Regions from separate parts of the Homo sapiens genome. Here region 2 is linked to region 1. A link is an interaction called in ENCODE POLR2A ChIA-PET data of the cell type or tissue named here. Cell type or tissue: endothelial cell of umbilical vein. All regions are shown on one strand. Links, peaks and the distances in the headings refer to the core of each region. The heading gives the core; the rest is flanking DNA.

Evidence for each region. ChIA-PET counts read pairs that join two places held together with the same protein. Peaks named below come from ENCODE experiments on the same cell type or tissue, not always from the same donor. Only the 100,000 strongest peaks of a DNase experiment are listed, where the experiment ranks them.
Region 2: POLR2A ChIA-PET joins it to region 1 with 6 read pairs; 3 of 35 experiments call an interaction of 5 or more read pairs at or near these places.

The regions. Positions count from the first base shown.
Region 1 is chr5:138,757,485-138,763,337 of GRCh38, reverse strand. All of the region lies in intron 1 of CTNNA1 (catenin alpha 1), which reads right to left. Among named protein-coding and RNA genes, the nearest start is that of CTNNA1-AS1, 6.5 kb to the right of the region's middle. In endothelial cell of umbilical vein, for the core only: no CTCF peak of the experiment used is centred there; no DNase peak of the experiment used is centred there; H3K27ac peaks cover 1,244 bases.
Region 2 is chr5:139,242,903-139,248,755 of GRCh38, reverse strand. No RefSeq gene overlaps it. Among named protein-coding and RNA genes, the nearest start is that of SNHG4, 28 kb to the left of the region's middle. In endothelial cell of umbilical vein, for the core only: no CTCF peak of the experiment used is centred there; a DNase peak (open chromatin) is centred at 2,195; H3K27ac peaks cover 704 bases.

The DNA.
Region 1 (5,853 bases), core at 353-5,352:
AGAATGCATGTAACAGAGCCGCACAGGGCAAATGCACTATCAAAGGCTCAATCCTTCAATTAACTTGAAATGGGCCATAGTGAATGTGTTTTCTGAGTTATAACAGCACTTTCATTTTCAAGAACAGTCTGTATGTAGTCTAACCTAGTTAATAAATACAGGATTATGTAACTTGGTAATTAACCAGGTTTCCAACTCACATCTTCAATTCAGAATGTCAAATACTGACAAAAAAAAACATAGCAATAAGACACTTTCAAGAGAGTTGATGAGCCACTTATTTTTGACAATATTTAATAATGAAACCTCAAAACAAGAAAATGAAGGAAATTCACAGCTTGATATGATGGAATCAAATAGTCAAAACTAAGCAATCTAGGGAAAAAATTAGCCTTTAAATTAGCAATTAAGAAAGATAAATTTTTCTTCTGTTAAGCCCTTTTAGTCTAAAAAGAAAAAAAAACCTCTTAGAGACAAAAATTACATTAGCTTCCACAATATAGTTCCATCCCTCCTTTTAATAAAATGGGAACATGAAAAAAATGACAGACATTTTAAAAATCACTTCACACTACTCATACAATATTGTTCAAAATGAGCAAATGTTACAAGTATTTAGAACATCCGAAGTTGCCCTGTGAACTGTATTTACATTACATGCATTACTCCAAACTTACAGCTGGTAAAAAAAAAAAACCACAAATTAAATCCCAATCAAAAAGAGGGGTTGATCGATGACAGCCCATCAACAAGTAAGTGGAAATACATGCTAATTTCAAGCTCCATTAGAAATGGAGTTGTGGCATACTTCCACATGGAGAAAAATAAGTTTGATAGTTATAAAAAAAAACTAAAGAAAATAATGAACATTTAAGGCTCTAACAGAGAAAGGGCAATGTTGACATTTTATTTTTGAAGTGTGGTTCTTTGCACACTTGGAACTTTCAATAATGGATAATTCAGTATAGTGCTCTCACAAGTGAGCAAACAGCATGAGACAAGGCAAGTCACGCTGGACTAATTCCCCACACTGTTCAGTCCATTCAATCCAGGCCCACAACATGTGGGGGACAGGGCAGATCACCAAGCAGTACATGTAATATCTTCAAGGTCTGGAAGCAGGCATACTGGTACCCAGGCAAGTTTCAGAAAGTGCTGCTCTATGAGACTCTTCCAGATGTGTTTTAACTTTTTCCTTACAGAAAACAGAAGCTGCTAATAAGACTTAAATCCTCCAACATGCATAGAATAATAACCTAAATTTCTTTAGGACTTCAAAGTGGGCCAGGCGCAGTGGGTCACGCCTGTAATCTCAGCTCTTTGGGAGGCCAAGGCAGGTGGATCACTTGAGCTCAGGAGTTTGAGACCAGCCTGGGAAACACGGTGAAACTCTGTCTCTACAGAAAACACAAAAATTAGCCAGGCATTGTGGCAGGCGCCTGTAGTCCCAGCTCCATAGGAGGCTGCGGTGAGGGGATCACTTTCAACCCGGGAGGTCAAGGCTGCAGTGAGGTGTGATTGCACCACTGCACTCCAGCCTGGATGACTGAGTGAGACCCTGTATCAACAACAACAAAAAGACCTCAAAGTGTGTGGTTTTGGTCACTTGAGAAAAAAATGATTTGGGCAGAGAAGGTAGAAAGAATAATTGGGTTCATGTTTTTCACTACTTATTTATTATCTCCATATAGAAGGCCAAACTCACCCCCAAAATTTTTTTGAGTAAATTTTTTTACCTGTTCATTTTTCCACCTTTTATGCACAATAAAATTCACTCTCTCGTATACCAATCTAAAAACAGCTGTGTGGGCCAGGTGAGTGGCTAAAGCCCGCAATCCCAGCACTTTAGGAGGCGGACGGATCATTTGAGGTCAGGAGTTCAAAACCAGCCTGGCCAAAATGGTGAAACCCCGTCTCTACTAAAAGTACAAAAATTAAACAGGTCGTGGTGACACATGCTTGCAAATCCCAGCTACTCAGGAAGCTGAGGCAGGAGAATCATTTGAACTCAGGAAGTGGAGGTTGCAGTGAGCCGAGATCATGCCACTGCACTCCAGACTGGGCGACAGGGTGAGACTCTGTCTCAAAAAAAATAAATAACAGTTGTGTGATCACCTCCACAATCAAGATACAGAGAAGTCAAATGAATTTATTTTCACAACAGCATGTACCTACAACTAATCCACAGAATATAAGAGTACAAAATATTATTTACTTAGAACACCTGCTTCAAGAGCTAAGTGGGCATCAACTTCTGAAGAGGCTGACGAAGGACTACAGTTGACAAGGCAGATCCCTAACATCCCTGACAAGGAACGTTCCTGAACAGAAATTCAGTACCAAACCCTTTCTGGATGACATCATCACCAGCATGTGGCCTTCCAGAACTTATTATATATCCAACCAGCCCGAGAGACATCTCCTCTTCTATCCAAGTTTGTGACCTGCTATTAAAACCCCCCTTTCAGCTTCATTCAACAGTCAGCCTACAGTCACACCACTTCAAGTACTCAGACAATAGATCAAGAATGTCTAAAGTGGAAAATACCCTGATGTACCACAGGTGATGATAAAGTACATTTCTGGAGAGGAATTTGGAAAAATTTTAAGAGCTATAAAAAAGTAGCATACCTTGGAAATAATCCAAACGTCCATCAACATATGAATGGATAGGTCAGACGTGGTGGCTCACGCCTGTAATCCCAGCAGTTTTCGAGGCTGAGGCAGGTGAATCATTTGAGGTCAGGAGTTAGAGACCAGCCTGGCCAATATGGTGAAACCCCGTTTCTACTAAAAATAAAGAAATTAGCCGGGTGGTAGTGGCGCACACCTGTAATCCCAGCTACTCAGGAGGCTGAGGCAGGAGAATCGTTTTGAGCTTGGGAGGCAGAGGTTGTGGTGAGCCAAGATCGCACCACTGCACTCCAGCCTGGACAACAGAGACTCTGTCCCCTCCAAAAAAAAAAGTATGAATGGATAAACAAAATATGGCATATACATACAATAAATGGAACATTATTCAGCCTTTAAAAGGAAAGAAATCCGGCTGAGCACGGTGGCTCACTCCTGCAATCCCAGCACTTTGGTAGGCCGAGGCGGGTGGATCACCTGAGGTCAGGAGTTCAAGACCAGCCTGACCAACATGGAGAAACCCCGTCTCTACTAAAAATAACAAAATTAGCCAGGCATGGTGGCGCATGCCTGTATCCCAGCTACTCAGGAGGCTGAGGCAGGAGAATCGCTTGAACCCGGGAGGCGGAGGTTGTGGTGAGCCAAGATCGCGCCATTGCACTCCAGCCTGGGCGACAAGAGTGAAACTCCATCTCATAAAAAAAAAAAAAAAAAAAAAAAAAAAAAGGAAAGAAATTCTGGGAGAGGATTCCAGATTCTAAAACAGCAGAGTAGGAAGCACCAAGATCAGTCTCCCCACCTAGACAATTACACTGGCATAATTAGTCAGATGTAATTCTGGGGACTGTTGAAGAAAGCTTGCAACTTCCAAGGAAAGACTGGGACAGTAAATTGGGTTAATTTCAGTCAATTTCAGCCCTTAGCTGAGCAGCAGCTACCCCATTCCCTAGCCCCCAGCCACGGGCAGACAACCTACAATGCATTCCTGAAACAGCTTGCAAGCAGCTTTTGGGAACCAGGATGGGTAATAAGGACCCTGTCCTCCAAATATTAGGGATCCGTATTCTAATTGCTGATTGCTGCTTATAATCAGGGATAGGCAGACACTGAGAAGGATAGCCATTATTGCACCCCCTCCATGACTGCAAGTCCTCCCCCTCCAGCTGAAGTAGACTTCCAGGAAATTTAATGGGCCAAGGGCCCCCACCTCCCTACTTCCTTCATTTTTCTCTTTTTCCTCTTTAGGAGCTAGACTTTAAAGACTAGGATATTCAAAAGCAATCATGAGGGTGCGGGGGAGATAAGGAAAAAAGTTACCATGGTGCATGCGCCCAGGGAAAGGTGCAGGCTCAAAAAAGACCTGAGAAGTCCTTAAGTTTGTATCTCAGGCTGATCCTCAGCATAAAAACAAACTGTAACAAATAAACAAAAAAATCCAGCAAACCCTGGGAATGAGAAGAGTCCAATTTTCAGAGTTAGCACATCATTAGATTCAAATGTCCAGTTTTCAAAAAAAAATTAAAAAGTCCCAGGTCATACAAAGATACAGGAAAGTATGACCCATTAAAAGAAAAAAAAAATTAACCAATAAAAACTGTCCCAGTTGCTGGGCACGGTGGCTCATGCCTGTAATCCCAGTACTTTGGGAAGCCAAGGCTGGCTGATCACCTGAGGTCAGGAGTTCAAGACCAGCCTGACCAACATGGAGAATCCCTGTCTCTACTTAAAATACAAAATTAGCCAGGTGTGGTGGCGCATGCCTGTAATCCCAGCTACTCAAGAGGCTGAGGCAGGAGAATCGCTTAAAGCCAGGAGGCAGTGCAGTGAGCCAAGATCACGCCATTGCACTCCAGTCCGGGCAACGAGAGCAAAACTCCATCTCAAAAAAAAAACAAAAACTGTCCCAGAGAAAGACCAGATGGAAGACCTACTAGACAAAGACATTAAAACAACTGTCTTACAGATGTTCAAAAAACTAAAGGAAGGTATGGGAAAAATCAAGAAAATAATGTATTTTAAAAATAAAAATATCAGCCGGGTGTGGTGGCTCACACCTGTAATCCCAGCACCTTGGGAGGCCGAGGTGGGCAGATCACGAGGTCAAGAGATCAAGACTATCCTGGCCAACATGGTGAAATGCCATCTCTACTAAAAATACAAAAATTAGCTGGGCGTGGTGGCATGTGCCTGTAGTCCAGCTATTTGCGAGGCTGAGGCAGGAGAATCACTTGAACACGGGAGGCAGAGGTTGCAGTGAGCCAAGATCGTGCCACTGCACTCCAGCCTGGTGACAGAGCGAGACTCCGTCTCAACAACAACAACAAACAAACAAAAAAAGTTAGCCGGGTGTGGTGGCAGGCGCCTGCAGTCCCAGCTACTAGGGAGGCTGAGGCAGGAGAACGGCATGAACCCGGGAGGCGGAGGTTGCAGGGAGCCAAGATCGCACCACTGCACTCCAGCCTGGGTGACAGAGCAAGACTCCATCTCAAAAAAAAATAAAAATAAATAAAATAAATAAAATTAAAATACCAGATTAGCCAGGTGTGGTGGCACATGCCTGTAATCCCAGCTACTTGGGAGGCTGAGGCAGAAGAATCACTTGAACCCAGGAGACAGAGGTTGCAGTGAGCCGACATCACGCCATTGCACTCCAGCCTGGGCAACAAGAGCAAAACTCCATCTCAAAAAAAAAAGAAATAGGAGAAAAAAAGAATATATTACACATAAGCTGAGGACTGCATGGAGAGGATTTCATCAGTGATTAGATCTGGGTGGCAAGGAAGAAGAATGGGCTGTAGATGGTTCTCAGTTTGCCCAAATTTGTTATTGGAGGCCCTCCATAATCTGACTGTTGCCTCATCTGTTATCATTCCATCCACAAGCTAGACTCCAGGCAGAAAAGACTTTTTCCTCCTTCACTCAACAAGCATCTAATTTGCCCTCCATGCCAGGTACTAAGCACCAAGACAAGAACTAAGACTCTCAGTTCCTGCCTTCAAGGAGCTTACAAGGCTCCCTTCCTAGCAGTAAAGGCAAACAGGTACATCAATAATAACGTACAGCATAATGTAATGCACCACCCAGTGCTAAAAAATTTGCTACCAGAAACGAAAGTGCTGAGTCTTAAGATATGACTAAAAGCTCATCATGAAAGGTTATGTTGGGAGAGTAGAAGGGAATCACTGAGGAAGCAACTTTACCCTAGGCCCCCAACATCCAGTC
Region 2 (5,853 bases), core at 292-5,291, 490 kb before region 1:
CACCCTTGGCTACTGAGTTTTCCTTTCTTCTTTCTTTTTCTTTTTCTTTTTTTTTTTCCTTTGAGACGGAGTCTTGCTCTTGTTGCCCAGGCTAGAGTACAATGGCGCGATCTCGGCTCACCGCAACCTCCACCTCCCAGGTTCAAGTGATTCTCCTGCCTCAGCCTCCCAAGTAGCTGGGATTACAGGCATGCACCACCACACCCGGCTAATTTTGTATTTTTAGTAGAGATGGGTTTTCACCATGTTGATCAGGCTGGTCTCGAACTCCCAACCTCAGGTGATCTGCTTGCCTCAGCCTCCCAAAGTGCTGGGATTACAGGCGTGAGCCACCGCATCTGGCCCAGCTTTCCTTTTTCCTGTCCTTTCCTTCTGCCCCCCTTGCCTAAAGCTTTCCCTTTCGGAGCCCTGTCTCTTCCCCTCTCATTCATTCCTCTTGTTCCAGATCTCTGATCTTTATATACCTCCCCTTCTCCTTTCCCTCCTTCCCTCCCTCCATAAAGCAATAGCCTTGCTCTTTCCTCCCTAGATTGAAGGGCAGTAGTGTAGTAAAACAAATCGCTATCAACAAAAGTACATTTCCACAGTATTCATCCCCATGCCTCTGAGAAGATTTATCAGGGTCTCTCACCCTGCACTGTTATGTAAATATAATCTAACAGAAATATGATATCTAAGGAGTCTGAGGATAAAGTCTCCATAAAAACTATCAATTACTCACTGTGGCTTGGGTTTGGTTAACTCACTCACTGCCTTGCCTGGCTCCTGCCTTTCCCCATCTTGGGGGACAACTTGACAGGTGGTGACAGCTTATAAAAGATGCTTTCTGCTTCCTTGGGCCCTAGGAGGTCATCTGGAGGATCAAATGTTTGCAAAGTGCTTGAGAAATTATAAAGTGCTACATAATTCAAGGGTATCATTATTTCTATTGTCATGTGGGCTGTCTCTATGCCTCTTTGATTTGACAGATGTCTGCTCTGCCTGCAAGCCTCAGCTAACCCCATGCTTGGGTATCTATAGCCTCCTTTTGCCTGCCTGCACCTATAAGCATTACTATCTGATTTCCCTCTTTCTAGGTAGTCCCTGGGAACCCTGGAATCACATTGATGTCTGTTTGTCCTAATAGTTGAATAGGAAGATAAGCTGTTGATGGGGCTGAGAATCCTCTGAGTAGCCCTCCACATTTCCACCCCGGAGAGTGGGGCAGGTATAGAAAGGGACGGAGAACTAGAAGGGAGGCTAGAGTTGAAGCCAGACCCCAGAGCAGCTGTGCCAAGGGCCTCAAGATTGCATGTGCTGCCCTAGATTACTCAGGGGGCTGTGCTCAAAGAGGCCTACACTGCCCTCTGTTCCCAAGACAGGAAGAGGAGCCTGGCAGTTAAAGGCCCAGGATGTGAGTCCTGGGTTTAAGCCCCAGTTCTGCTACTTTTCTCTTTTTTTTTTTTTTGAGACGGAGTCTCGCTCTGTCACCCAGGCTGGAGTGCAGTGGCGAGATCTCGGCTCACTGCAAGCTCCGCCTCCCGGGTTCACGCCATTCTCCTGCCTCAGCCTCCTGAGTAGCTAGGACTACAGGCGCCCGCCACTGCGCCCGGCTAATTTTTTTGTATTTTTAGTAGAGACGGGGTTTCACCGTGTTAGCCAGGATGGTCTCGATCTCCTGACCTTGTGATCCGCCCATCTCGGCCTCCCAAAGTGCTGGGATTACAGGCGTGAGCCACCGCGCCCGGCCGAGCTCTTCTACTTTTCACATTTCCTCTCACTTTTCTTATTTGCCAGATGCCGGTGATAATGGTATCTGTATTAGAGTTGTTGTAAGGAATAAATGAGACAGACTTGTGAAGACCTTAGCATGGAGCAAAACCATTTTGTTGTTTTAAGCGTCAATCAGAATGCTTTCTAGATCATGTGCCTTGCCGGTCAAAGATCTGGCCATGAGGGTACAGAACTTGCCTGGTCACCTTTCCTAGGAAAGGGCCCTTAGATGTGGGTTGTGTCCATTCCCCCTTGGGATCAGGCTGCTTTAACCCAGCAGCCCCTAGGGGCTGCAGTTTAGGTACTGTAGGAGGCAATAGAAAGGCAAGAAGAGATTGGGGGAGGTGGGTGTCTCTTATGTAGAAATGTCAAGAGTCAGAGCTGAAAGTGAGGGAGGTGGCGGGGGTGGGGGGAGGAAGGAAGAATATAGGATGTCTCTAAGCTGCCAGAATCCGGATGGGGCTGCAACTCTGGGGCCCTGGCACTTCCTGCCACCCCCAGTCTTGGGAATGAGTCACTAGAGGGAGGAGTGCTGGAGCCATCATGCTCGGCCCACAGAGCATCGGGTTCTGTTCCCCAAAAGAGGACTGGTGGGAGGCAGAGGGAGATCCAGAGCTTAGGGGCCAAGGGGAGCTAGTCCAGGGGAGAGGGCAGGAATTCCTAGGGCTCAGTTCACCTATTGCAAGGCCAGGGAGGCAGGCCTTATCTTCTACCTCCTGTGCCAGCTTCATTCCCCATCCTGGCCATGAAAAATCAACCTACAATTTCTCTTCTGATTTCTGCCTCTGCCTGTCCTGAGTAAACTCTATCCAGTTTTCTCCAGAGAGGGCTGTTTCATATCCTTCTGGTTACCCATAGTAGGGGAGGGGACAAGGGTCTACTCTGCCCTTTTCCACCTGGCTGACTCTTAAAGTCTCCTCCCCTTTCAAAGCCTTTCTCTCTGCTTCTGAACAACCTGCCCATGACTCTGTTTTGGCCCTTAGCTTATTTATGGGGATTTTTATTCCAGAAATGCCTTATACCTCAGCCTTCCAGCTTCTTAGTCAGGGTCTTCCTTATGTCCTTAGAACACAGCCAAATGTTAGGCATAAATGTATGGATATAGCATTGGCCCACAAATATTGTTTTTTCTTCCTCACTCCTTTAATTGTTGGCATTCCTTGGCTCTTCTTTATAGTTTTCATTTACTGAGCACCTACTATGTGCCAGATGACTTTACATATTCATGTATTTAATCCTCAAAATGACCTAATACATATTTTACAGATGAGAAAACTGAGCTCAGTGAGGTTAAGTAACTTGTCCAAGGTTACATAGTCAGCAGGTGGCAGAAATGAGATTTGACAGCAAAGCCCTCACTTTTTTGTTTTGTTTTAAAAAGCTATTGGCTGGGCGCAGTGGCTCACACCTGTAATCCCAGCACTTTGGGAGGCCGAGGTGGGCGGATCACGAGATCAAGAGATTGAGACCATCCTGGCCAACATGGTGAAACCCCATCTCACTAAAAATACAAAAAAAGACCAGGCATGGTGGCTCACGCCTGTAATCCCAGCACTTTGGGAAGCTGAGATGGGTGGATCACAAGGTCAGGAGTTCAAGAACAGCCTGGCCAAGATGCTGAAACCCCGTCTCTACCAAAAATACAAAAATTAGCCAGGCATGGTGGCACGCGCCTGTAATCTCGGCTACTCGGGAGGCTGAGGCAGGAGAATCACTTGAACCCAGGTGGCAGAGGTTGCAGTGAACTGAGATGGAGCCACTGCACTCCAGCCTGGGCGACAGAGTAAGACTCCGTCTCAAACAACAACAACAACAACAACAAAATACAAAAATTAGCTGGGCGTGGCGGCATGCGCCTGTAGTCCCAGCTATTCGGGAGGCTGAAGCAGGAGAATTGCTTGAACCCGGGAGGCGGGGGTTGCAGTGAGCTGAGATCGTGCCACTGCACTCCAGCCTGGTGACAGAGGGAGACTGTGTCTCAGAAAATAAAACAAAACACCAAGAAAACTATTGTTATTATTATTTTTAAATATAACTATTAGACGTCTTAGTGGTAACAATTTCATATAGAATTTTCTGTTACTTTGTGGGTTGCCTGTTTCTTTACTGAGATTTAATTTATACACTAGACAATTCACCCATTTAAAGCGCACAAAGTTTTTAGTATATTTACAGAGCTGTGCAACCATCAACACAACCAATCCTAGAATATTTTCATCACCACAGAAAGAAACCTCCTACCCATTTGTAGTCAATCCCAAATTGCCCCAACTCTAGGCAGCTACTAATCTATTTTCCATCTCTATAGATATGTCTAATGTGGACTTTTTATATAAATGGAATCATGCAGTGTGTGGCTTTTCCTCCCTGGCTTTTTTTTTTTTTTTTTTTGAGACGGAGTCTCACTCTGTCCCCCAGGCTGGAGTGCAGTGGCGCGATCTCGGCTCACTGCAAGCTCCACCTCCTGGCTTCACACCATTCTCCTGCCTCAGCCTCCCGAGTAGATGGGACTACAGGCGCCCACCACCACACCTGGCTAATTTTTGTATTTCTAGTAGAGACGGGGTTTCACCGTGTTAGCCAGGATGGTCTCGATCTCCTGACCTCGTGATCTGCCCGCCTCGGCCTCTCAAAGTGTCAAAGTGCTGGGATTACAGGCGTGAGCCACTACGCCCAGCTTTTTTTTTTTTTTTTTTTTTTTTTGAGACAGAGTCTCACTCTGTTGCCCAGGCTGGAGTGCAGTGGCACCATCTTGGCTCACTGTAAGCTCCGCTTCCCGGGTTCAAGCAATTCTACTGCTTCAGCCTCCTGAATAGCTGGGACTACAGGTGCACACTGCCACACCTGTCTAATTTTTTGTATTTTAGTAGAGACAGGGTTTTACTGTGTTGTCCAGGCTGGTCGTGAACTCCTGAGCTCAGGCAATCCACCTGCCTCAGCCTCCTAAAGTGCTGGGATTACAGGCATGAGCCACTGTGCCCAGCCAACTGGCTTCTTTTACTTAGCATAATGTTCTCACGATTAGTCTATGTTGTAGCATGTATCAGTATTTCATTTATTTTTATTGTTGAATAATACTCCATTGTTATACCACATTGTATTTATCCATTCAACAGTTGATGAGCATTTGGATTGTTTCCACTTTTTGGCTATGATGAATAACGTTGCTGTGAACATTCGTGTACAAATTTTTGTGTGAACACATGTTTTCAATTCCCTTGGGTACATATCTAGGTGTAGAATTTCTGGGCCATATGGTAGCTCTATGTTTAACATTTTGAGGAACTGCCAGATTGTTTTCCAAAGCAGCTGCACCATTTTGTAATACCACTAGCAGTTTACGAAGATTCCAATTTCTTCATATCCTCTCCAACACTTGTTATTATTTATCTTTTAAATTATAGCCATTCTAGTCGTGTGAAGTGGCATCTGATGTTTTGCTTTTCATTTCCTTAATGGCTAATGATGTTGATTATATATGTATTTTTTAATTTTATTGAGAAAAGGTCTCACTTTTTTTTCTTTTTTTTTCTTTTTTTACTTTTTTTTTTTTTTTTAAAGACAGAGTTTTGCTCTTTTTGCCCAGGCTGGAGTGCAATGGTGTGATCTCATCTCACTGCAAACTCTGACTCCCTGGTTCAAGTGATTCTCCTGCCTCAGCCTCCCAATTAGCTGGGATTACAGGTGCATGCCACCACTCCCGGCTAATTTTGTATTTTTAGTAGACAGGGTTTCACCATGTTGGCCAGGCTGGTCTCGAACTCCTGACCTCAGGTGATCCGCCTGCCTCGGCCTCCCAAAGCACTGGGATTACAGGAGTAAGCCACCACGCCCAGCCAAGGTCTCACTCTTTTGACCAGGCTGGAGTGCAATGCCATGATCATAGCTCACTGCAATCTCAAATTCCTGGACTGAAGCCTCCCGAGTAGCTGGGACTACAGGCACATGCTACCACATCTGGCTAATGTGGTAGCCTTTCCATGTTGTCCAGGCTGACTTCAAACTCCTGGGCTCAAGCAATCTTTTTGCCTTGGCCTCCCAAAGTGCTGGGATTACAGTGTGAGCCACTGCACCCAGCCTGATCATCTTTTTATGTGTTTA